Regions from separate parts of the Mus musculus genome. Here regions 2 and 3 are each linked to region 1. Evidence: chromatin loops called from intact Hi-C (ENCODE). Cell type or tissue: heart. All regions are shown on one strand.

Evidence for each region. A loop is a pair of places that touch in the nucleus more often than their neighbours do. Peaks named below come from ENCODE experiments on the same cell type or tissue, not always from the same donor. Only the 100,000 strongest peaks of a DNase experiment are listed, where the experiment ranks them.
Region 2: a loop joins it to region 1, with 4 times the contacts of the local background. A loop is called at or near these places in 15 of 42 quality-filtered maps.
Region 3: it touches region 1 in a loop (6-fold over the local background); 2 of 42 quality-filtered maps call a loop at or near these places.

What each region holds. Positions count from the first base shown.
Region 1 is chrX:13,279,637-13,282,136 of GRCm38, forward strand. It overlaps Ddx3x (DEAD box helicase 3, X-linked), which reads left to right and starts at 1,386. Exons shown (of 17, transcript NM_010028.3): 1 at 1,386-1,521. The coding sequence starts at 1,477. In heart, a CTCF peak has its summit at 1,377; DNase peaks (open chromatin) are centred at 495, 895, 1,335, 2,265 and 1 weaker place; H3K4me3 peaks cover 2,338 bases; H3K27ac peaks cover 2,500 bases.
Region 2 is chrX:13,346,143-13,348,642 of GRCm38, forward strand. It overlaps Gm34661 (a long non-coding RNA gene), which reads right to left and starts at 1,562. Exons shown (of 3, transcript XR_386903.3): 1 at 1,243-1,562. In heart, a CTCF peak has its summit at 1,103 (motif pointing right); a DNase peak (open chromatin) is centred at 1,049; H3K4me3 peaks cover 1,815 bases; H3K27ac peaks cover 1,930 bases; H3K27me3 peaks cover 1,354 bases.
Region 3 is chrX:12,760,860-12,763,359 of GRCm38, forward strand. Med14 (mediator complex subunit 14) reads right to left here and starts at 1,114. Exons shown (of 31, transcript NM_001048208.1): 1 at 608-1,114. The coding sequence starts at 840. It overlaps Gm14634 (predicted gene 14634), which reads left to right and starts at 1,419. Exons shown (of 5, transcript NR_045852.1): 1 at 1,419-2,127. In heart, a CTCF peak has its summit at 991; a DNase peak (open chromatin) is centred at 1,032; H3K4me3 peaks cover 2,500 bases; H3K27ac peaks cover 2,500 bases; H3K27me3 peaks cover 1,747 bases.

The DNA of each region.
Region 1 (2,500 bases):
TTAAAAGTTCAGTTTCAATTTTACAAACTGGAAAAGTAGAAGAGTTTGTACAGTAAACTATGTGATGAGAAGTAATTGTTTGAATTCTGGCAGCAGAAGGCCCCTGGTGGGGGGGTTGGGTTTGGGGTTGAGGTGGGGGGGGTGCTGAGTCCTGTGTTTTATTTGTGAAACTGAGGGTCAGAAAGGAGTATCTTTTAGGTAACTTGTGTGCTGCCATTGCCTAAAAGCTGAGGGCTCAATATATTCTTTTGGTTTTGTTGTTTAAGGGTATGTGTTTTTGAAGCTGAGTCTTGGGGGGTGGTCCGCCTAGAAGCGGGGTCCACCAGAATCGGCCCGTTTGATGACAGACCCCTTTTTCCTCCATATTCTGTCTAGTGGAGAGAGAGGCCTGAGGCAAGTTATCTCGGTCAGGGAGACACAGGTTGTGTCCAGTCACACATTCTCGCCTCCCTGGGGTCCCTTACTGTGCCAACAGCCACAGGCTGGTGCCAGGAATGCCACGCGGAAGGACACAGGGGCCTACAATAAGTGACTCTTTCACAAACGAGAGAGGCTCCGGGTCCCGGGAGGGTCCTGGATTGCCGGCTCTAGATTCGCGTGAGATAGTTTTATTGTTCCTTCAGAGTGGGGCTGTGGGAGTGATGCTATCTATAGGCAACGGCGATCTGAAGCCTACAGCAACCCGCACATCCCCTACAGTCCCTGCTCAGATGGACTCGGGTCACCATGCAGCCTTCCACCTTTCTGCTTCTCATTTCTAGTTCCCTTCCCCCTTTCTCCTCCCCGCCCTCCCGCAGTTTTCCCGTCCCTCCCTCCCATTCCCAGCACTAGTCAAGCGAGTTTCCCTTCTTCACAAGATGGCCACCTTGCTGGACACCCACGGTCACGTGATCCCACTGCCCTCCACGCAGAGCCAGGGCTCATTAGTTAGGCCAGACAAAGCCCACTGCATCATCTCCACGCCCGGGGACGGAGAGGAAGGGACGAGTGCTAGAAAGAAGGACGAAAACTGGGTACACAGGGGAGGAGCAGCCAATCAACCTAGTTTAAAGCTTAGGGCCTTAAGGCTAGAGGACGGTCAGCAATCATTTCTCGCGAGATCTCGAGAAAACAGTAAGATTAGGGGACCGGTGGAGACCAGGGGATAGCAAACCCAGGAGAACCAGAACCACATATACCCAAGGCTTCTTTATGAGCCGACGAGGACGCGGGTAACTGGACTGATTAGGAAATCTCACGGGACTCAGCCGAGCAACGCACCGTAAGCAGGCAGAGCTCCTAACGGCAGTGGCCGGCCGCCCGGGAGAGGAGGGCACACGTCTTACGTGCTGACGTAGCAGTCCTCCGAGTCGGTATATAAGGTCGGTGGCCGCGCGGTGCGCTTCAAAGCCGCAGTTCTCCCGTGAGAGGGCCTTTGCGGTAGAGGCAGCCTTTGCTCAGCAGCGGAAGACTCCGATTTCTCGGTACTCTTCAGGGATGAGTCATGTGGCAGTGGAAAATGCGCTCGGGCTGGACCAGCAGGTGAGCCTGAGCCGCGGGGGTCGCTGCATCACTTTGCCCCCTGCCCTAGCCTGCCTTGTGGCGCAGCTCTTTAAGTTCTGCTTTTTGCCTTCCCGTCTCCCTGGACGGCTCGGGCCGGCGGGTGGCCAGTGGCTAGGGGCTCTGGAGGGACTGGATGCTTGCGGGGGGAGTGCTAGAGCCGGTGATTCCTCCGGCTCGGCTCGGTGCGCGGTATTGTCCCTGGCCCGAGCACAATGGCGGCTTTTGTGTCTGTGCGCAGGCGAGCGGAGGGGGAGGGGGCGCGCGCATTCGGGCGCACGCGCGTCCCCTGGTTGATTAGTGACCCGCAGGTGGGGATCGGGGCGGTCGGGGGGGGGAGATTGCCCCGCGTGGCGTGGCGGGGCCCGGGTGGATGGTTTTGGCCCCGGATTTCCGGGGCTTTGGGCTTCCATGGCCCCAGTGGCTGTGGTTTGGAAATTAGGGAGCTGGCGGCGGCGCGCGGGCTGGCCGAGTGGCCCCGCGGCGCTGGAATGTGGGAGGGGGCGCCGCGGGAGGGGGGCTGGCCTCTGCGCGGGCTAATGGCGGCGGCCTCCTTTGTGTGGCGCAGGCCGGCGGTGCTGCGCGGTCGCCCCCCCACCCCCATCCCCATCCCCCCGGGTCTGCCCGCCAGCGGGTTCGCCTGCAAGCCAGCTGGGTTGCTTCGGCCCCGCCGGCCCGGTGCGTCGCGGCAGGGGAGGCCGCGGTTCCCGAGTGGAAAGTTTTGTGACGCAGAAATTTCAGGGCGGATTGGGCGGGGGGAGGAGGGGGAGGGAGGCCAGGGCCGCTGCGTGCGCACTTGCGCCGGGCTTGGCGGTGACGCGAGCCACCCGGCGCGGCCCTTGCTCAGCCTTAGGCTCCAGGAAACGACCGCGCGGCCCGAGCCGGGCACGCCCGCCCTTTACCTGGGCGCAAGGGAGGACCACGCGCCTTGCGAGTGATGGCCCACTCTGGGATCCTCTAG
Region 2 (2,500 bases), 67 kb after region 1:
ACACTATCTCAGTGGAGTGCTTGTCTGTGATTGCATGGGGGAGGGCTGCTGCAGGCAATGTGAGCAGCTGCTCAATTCCACTATTCCGTTCTTACACCCAAGACCCTCGGTCCAGTCCCCATCACATCACCGCTATAAAACAAATCCCTCGTCGCAGAAGTGTCTGTAGCATTTTATCTAGGTTCCGCCCGACAGTTACCCGACAATAGCCAGGTGTGCCAGACTCACTATAAAAGGGGATGCTTGTCCCCCTTCTCTCTCTCTCCCTCCCTCTCTCTCACCCCCTCCCTCTCGCCTTCTTGCTCTTACTCCATACCCCCGTCCACGTGCTCATGGCCGACCTCTACTCTACTCCTCTACTCTCTCTGCCCTTCTCTGTCTCTACTACCCTCTCAACTCGCCTCCCCATGCCCTGAATATACTCTATTCTATACTATACTGTCGTTAGTGTGGCTGGTCCCTTAGGGGGAAGGGATGCCTCAGCATGGGCCCGCAGAGGCACCCCCTCCCCCCATACCTGACTGCACATTCACCAGACATATTCCTTTTCTCTTTATTTGTATAAAACACAACAAGGAGAATTACTGATAGTTATCACTGCAGCAGGATGAGACCTTGTCTTGAACAAGACAATGTTACACAAAACAAAACAAAGAAGTAAGACCAACGGAACAAAGAGATGCCCCTCCCCCCCAACTCTGGCTACCGGTGCCTGTGCTTGTTTAACAACTTCCAATCACACCGAAGGCTTAATGTTAGTTTGCAACCAGGATGCCGGGCTTCAACCTAAATTCTAACTCTCAACACAAATCCCCGAGGCATAGTAAAGTAATCACCCTTAATAGAAAGCTACTGGGGGAGAGAGGAGGAGGGGAGAAGGCAATGGGAGAAGGAAAGAGAGATAGGGAGGGGGGAGGGGAAGAGATGGGAGGGGGAACGAGAGAGAGCAAGCGCGCAAGAGCGCCAAGCAGTGACTGCGCAGAGCCACGCCCCAATCTGAATGGTTCCCAGCTCAGATAAGAAACCCCCACAGCTGAAGTCCCATACAGCCCCCTTGGAGAAACGGCCACTTCCTGTTTACTTTACTGCCTTCCAGCTGGGGGCGGGGGGAGCAGTGATGGAAGCCATTGCTTGTAGCTGTAGGGAAGAATCAAAACTGCTGGATCAGGGCTGCAATTGCAGCATTGCATCTCATTACTCTGCCCGCCCCCGGATAAGGCAGAGCTAATACCATAATAATACCAAGGAGGTGCGGGGCCTCGCGGCAGGTGCTGTCATCTAGCTTTGAGTAACCACGCAGTATCCTTCCGGGGGCAGAGATGGGGAACAGATGCCAGCCTTAGTTCGCCCCCACCTCTCAACTCCCCGCCGCATCAGGGCAGTGCTGCGGAGGCTCCATGATGCAATCGCAGCCATAGATTCGCAGCTCAAAGACTGAGTCAGGATTGGGCTTGGTTTTGGGCCCTCCCCCTCCCCTAGCTACTTCCTCCGAAGTATATCTCTCATCACTTGGGCTTTTAGGTTTTAGCACTGGACTGTCTGGTGCGGAGTAGTTAATCCCTTTGCATTGCTAATGCCTCTAAACACACCATTCTTTCCATCCCCACCCTGGGGCTCTTGGGAGAAAAAAACGATCCAATCCGAGGCCACGCAGCACTTCTGAGCAGTCTCAGTCGTTGAATGATCAGGCTAATAGAGCTTCTGACCTCAGCATAGGGATGCCTAAACTTAGTTGTGGCTCATGGGAAAAAACCATTTGCCAAGGACCCGACTCTGATCGATGGAGAGAGTGTCAATGGCTGTAGGTGCTTTGCAATGCAGTTTGGAGATTCTTTTAAGAAGTCAAGCACGAGGGGTTGTGTTGGCACAAGCCCCATTAATCCCAGCACTCCGGAAGCAGAGGCAGGCGGATCTCTGAGTGTGAAGTCAGCCTGGTCAAAAGAGAGATTTCCAGGACATACAGGGCTGTTTCACAGAGAAATCTTGTCGAAAGAAAGAAAGAAAGAAAGAAAGAAAGAAAGAAAGAAAGAAAGAAAGAAAGAAAGAAAGGAGGAAGGAAGGAAAGAAGGGAAGGAAGAAAGAAAGAAAGAGTCAAGCATGGCCACCAGTCCCCTAGGAAGTCCATTTCTAAGTATTTAGCCAAGAGAAATAAGGACATAACGCCCACCTGAACACTAGTACATGACTATTCCCAACAGTCTTGTGGATACTGGCGCCAACGTGGAAAGGTCACACTGATAAACTAACAAATGAATAAACAAAATTTGGTGTATGTGTATAACAGAAGGTACCAGGCATGGTGGCATGCACTTTTAATCTCAGCACTCAGGAGGTAGACAGGGTGATCTCTGTGAGGCCAGCCTGGTCTACAGAGTAAATTCCAGGACAGACAGGGCCACACAGAGAAACCCTGTCTCAAAACAAAAACAATGGCGACAAAAAAAAAAAAAAAAAAAAAAAAAAAGAAGTGCAAAATGTGGTAACCTATGCTTGTAATGGT
Region 3 (2,500 bases), 520 kb before region 1:
GTATTAACACCCTAATCACGCCCCAAGGCATTTCATAGGTAACTAGACTGAAACCCGGAGGCTCATTAGAAAAAAAGTATTCTACTTTCACTACATCCATAAAGACTTAACACGCTTTCAAATGTTGCAGAAAGAATCAGAATTTATAATGTAATTGTTTTACACAGAATCGACCTCCGGCATTTTAAGAGAAACAATTGCAACCTTCATTTAAAACATTGTCAAAAAAGATGTAAAACATTTCCCTTCGTTGAAAATCCCGTTCAGTTCGAATTCTACGTAGTCCTCAATGCTTACTCTTCGACTTAGGTTTTTAGAAAATATTCCACATAGAAATTAATACACTTCTGTTGGGAACTCAAGACAAAAATCCCAAAGACAATCTTCAGCGCAAGTGTTAACATGCGAAACTAACCAGTCTCCGTGCTTTCATCGTCAACCAGATCCCCAATAGTTACCTCCTCCCTGTCCCCAGAACCTAAACCCCATGAATTTCCAAATTCTACGCTCAGCAGCCTAGCTCAGTAAATGGCAAGCATAAGCCTCTCTTGAAGGCGGGAAGGGCAAGTGAGGAGCCGGGAAGCAGGCATGGGTTCGCAGCACTTACAAGTCCGTCAACACCATAAGCTCCGAGTAGGCCCGGTGGAGCAGAAATTCGATGAGCGTGCTAAGCCGGTATCCAGGGCTAGCTGCCGCCGCAGCTGCCGCCGCCACAGCGGCTGCGGGCGGCGGGGGAGCCGGGGCAGACGCGGAGCCGCTGCTGCTGCCTCCGCCGCCGCTGCTGCCACCGCCGCCGCCAGGAGGGATCAGCTGGTGGTTGTCCAGCTGCACTGGGGCCATGGCGGCGTACAGCCCGGCTCGGGGCAACCGCCTGAGATGCGGCCCTGGAGCCTCCTCCCGGGCTCGGTGACCGCACCGAGGCGGGCGCGGGCAGAGTGGCCGCCGCCTAGCGCCAGGCCGCCTCTGAACAGGAAGCCGAGCCCAAGCTGCGGAGGCCCGCCCCCATGTAGGGCCGGGCCGGCCGGCCGCAGGGAGGCGAGCGTGGGGCGGGAGGGCAGAGAGGCGGGCCGGCCGCCACTCAAGTGGGGAAGCTTCCGCGACTGCTCAGCGGCCGCCCGGCCGGCGGGTTATAGCGTCCATGTTGCTGGGCCGAGAGCGGAAGTCGCCAGGCAGAACGGAAGGGGAACCCGCGGGAGGCCCTTTCCAAAGGCAACCTGCGACCGTTCCCCGCGCTGTGCTGTTCTGGGGGACAGGAGGAGGGGGTGCGTGGGAGAGGGGCGGAGCCAGGAGGTGCGTGGGCGGGAAAGCGGAAAGGGGGGTGGGCGCAAGGCGCCGGAAGCCGCGCCGCCAGTCCAGCGGCCGCGTCACAGTAACGTCAGTGGTCCCTAAGCGCTCTTTTTCCCCGCCTAGGCGACCGCAGCGGGACGGTGAACGGAGAAGGGTTGGCGGAGAAACCACCCGTCTCTCCTCTCGGGGCCCCAAAAAGGCGGCCTGCGGCGACCGCGCGCTGTGACTGTCCAACGCACGCTCCGCCCATAGGCGACCCTGGCGCGACGCGTGGGAGAAAACGTTACAGTCTCTTTTTTTCCTTTTTCCTTTTTTTTTTTTGTCAATTGTGGGACAAGAGCAACGACACAATAACGTCATTTGAATGCAGTCTCCTGTGTGCCGCGCCTTTGCTGTCACCCAAAGCCCAACATTGAAACACATGTAGTCCTTAAATCCTTTGCTGGTGTTCTTGGCTTTTGTCCCTGCCCTTGCAGTAGCCGCCCTATCCTGCCTGGGTTTTCATCTTTCCAACTACAGCCTCTTTCTCCCAAAATCCACATGTTTTGTCTGTTTTCTAATCTTGGCTTCTGTTTGAAACGAACTGCAAGCCTTTAAACATGTCTGTGGGTTCCCTCCACCTCCATAGATTCGGAAGCAATTGGTCTTTCGTGATGTCTGGGCTTCGAAAGTTTTTTTGTGTGCGTTTATTTTTGTTTTTTGTTTAGTAACCTAGCTATTCTCACGCACAAGTCACGGAAAAATTAACTGTTAAAAGCGTCTATTTTTGTGACCCTACCTAAACATCGTTTTGCAGCTTCATCTCTCGCAGGTGTAACAGATGCTCATGCTGATCGTAAGGTTAGACAATTCTCTTTGTTCTCCACTTGTACAATTGCAGTGCTCTTGATTCTTGGTCTCACTGTGTTGTCGGGGCTGGCATTTTTTAGCTCTTGAGCTCAAAGTAATTGGGATCACAAGCTCCTCCACTACCTCATCCATTTTTCAGATTGATAAATCATGTATTTATGGGGTACAGTGTTAAATTGCATATGTTTATGGGGTACAGTGCATGAATACACTCCCGAATGAACAAATCGGACTCATTGACTTTGATCACCTCTCATACTTTATTCTTTGTGGTGACAGCTAGAATATACCACCACCTCCTGCCACAACATTGCCTTTTGCAGGACTAAGGATTGAATCCAACCAAATCCTTGCCTATAGTAGG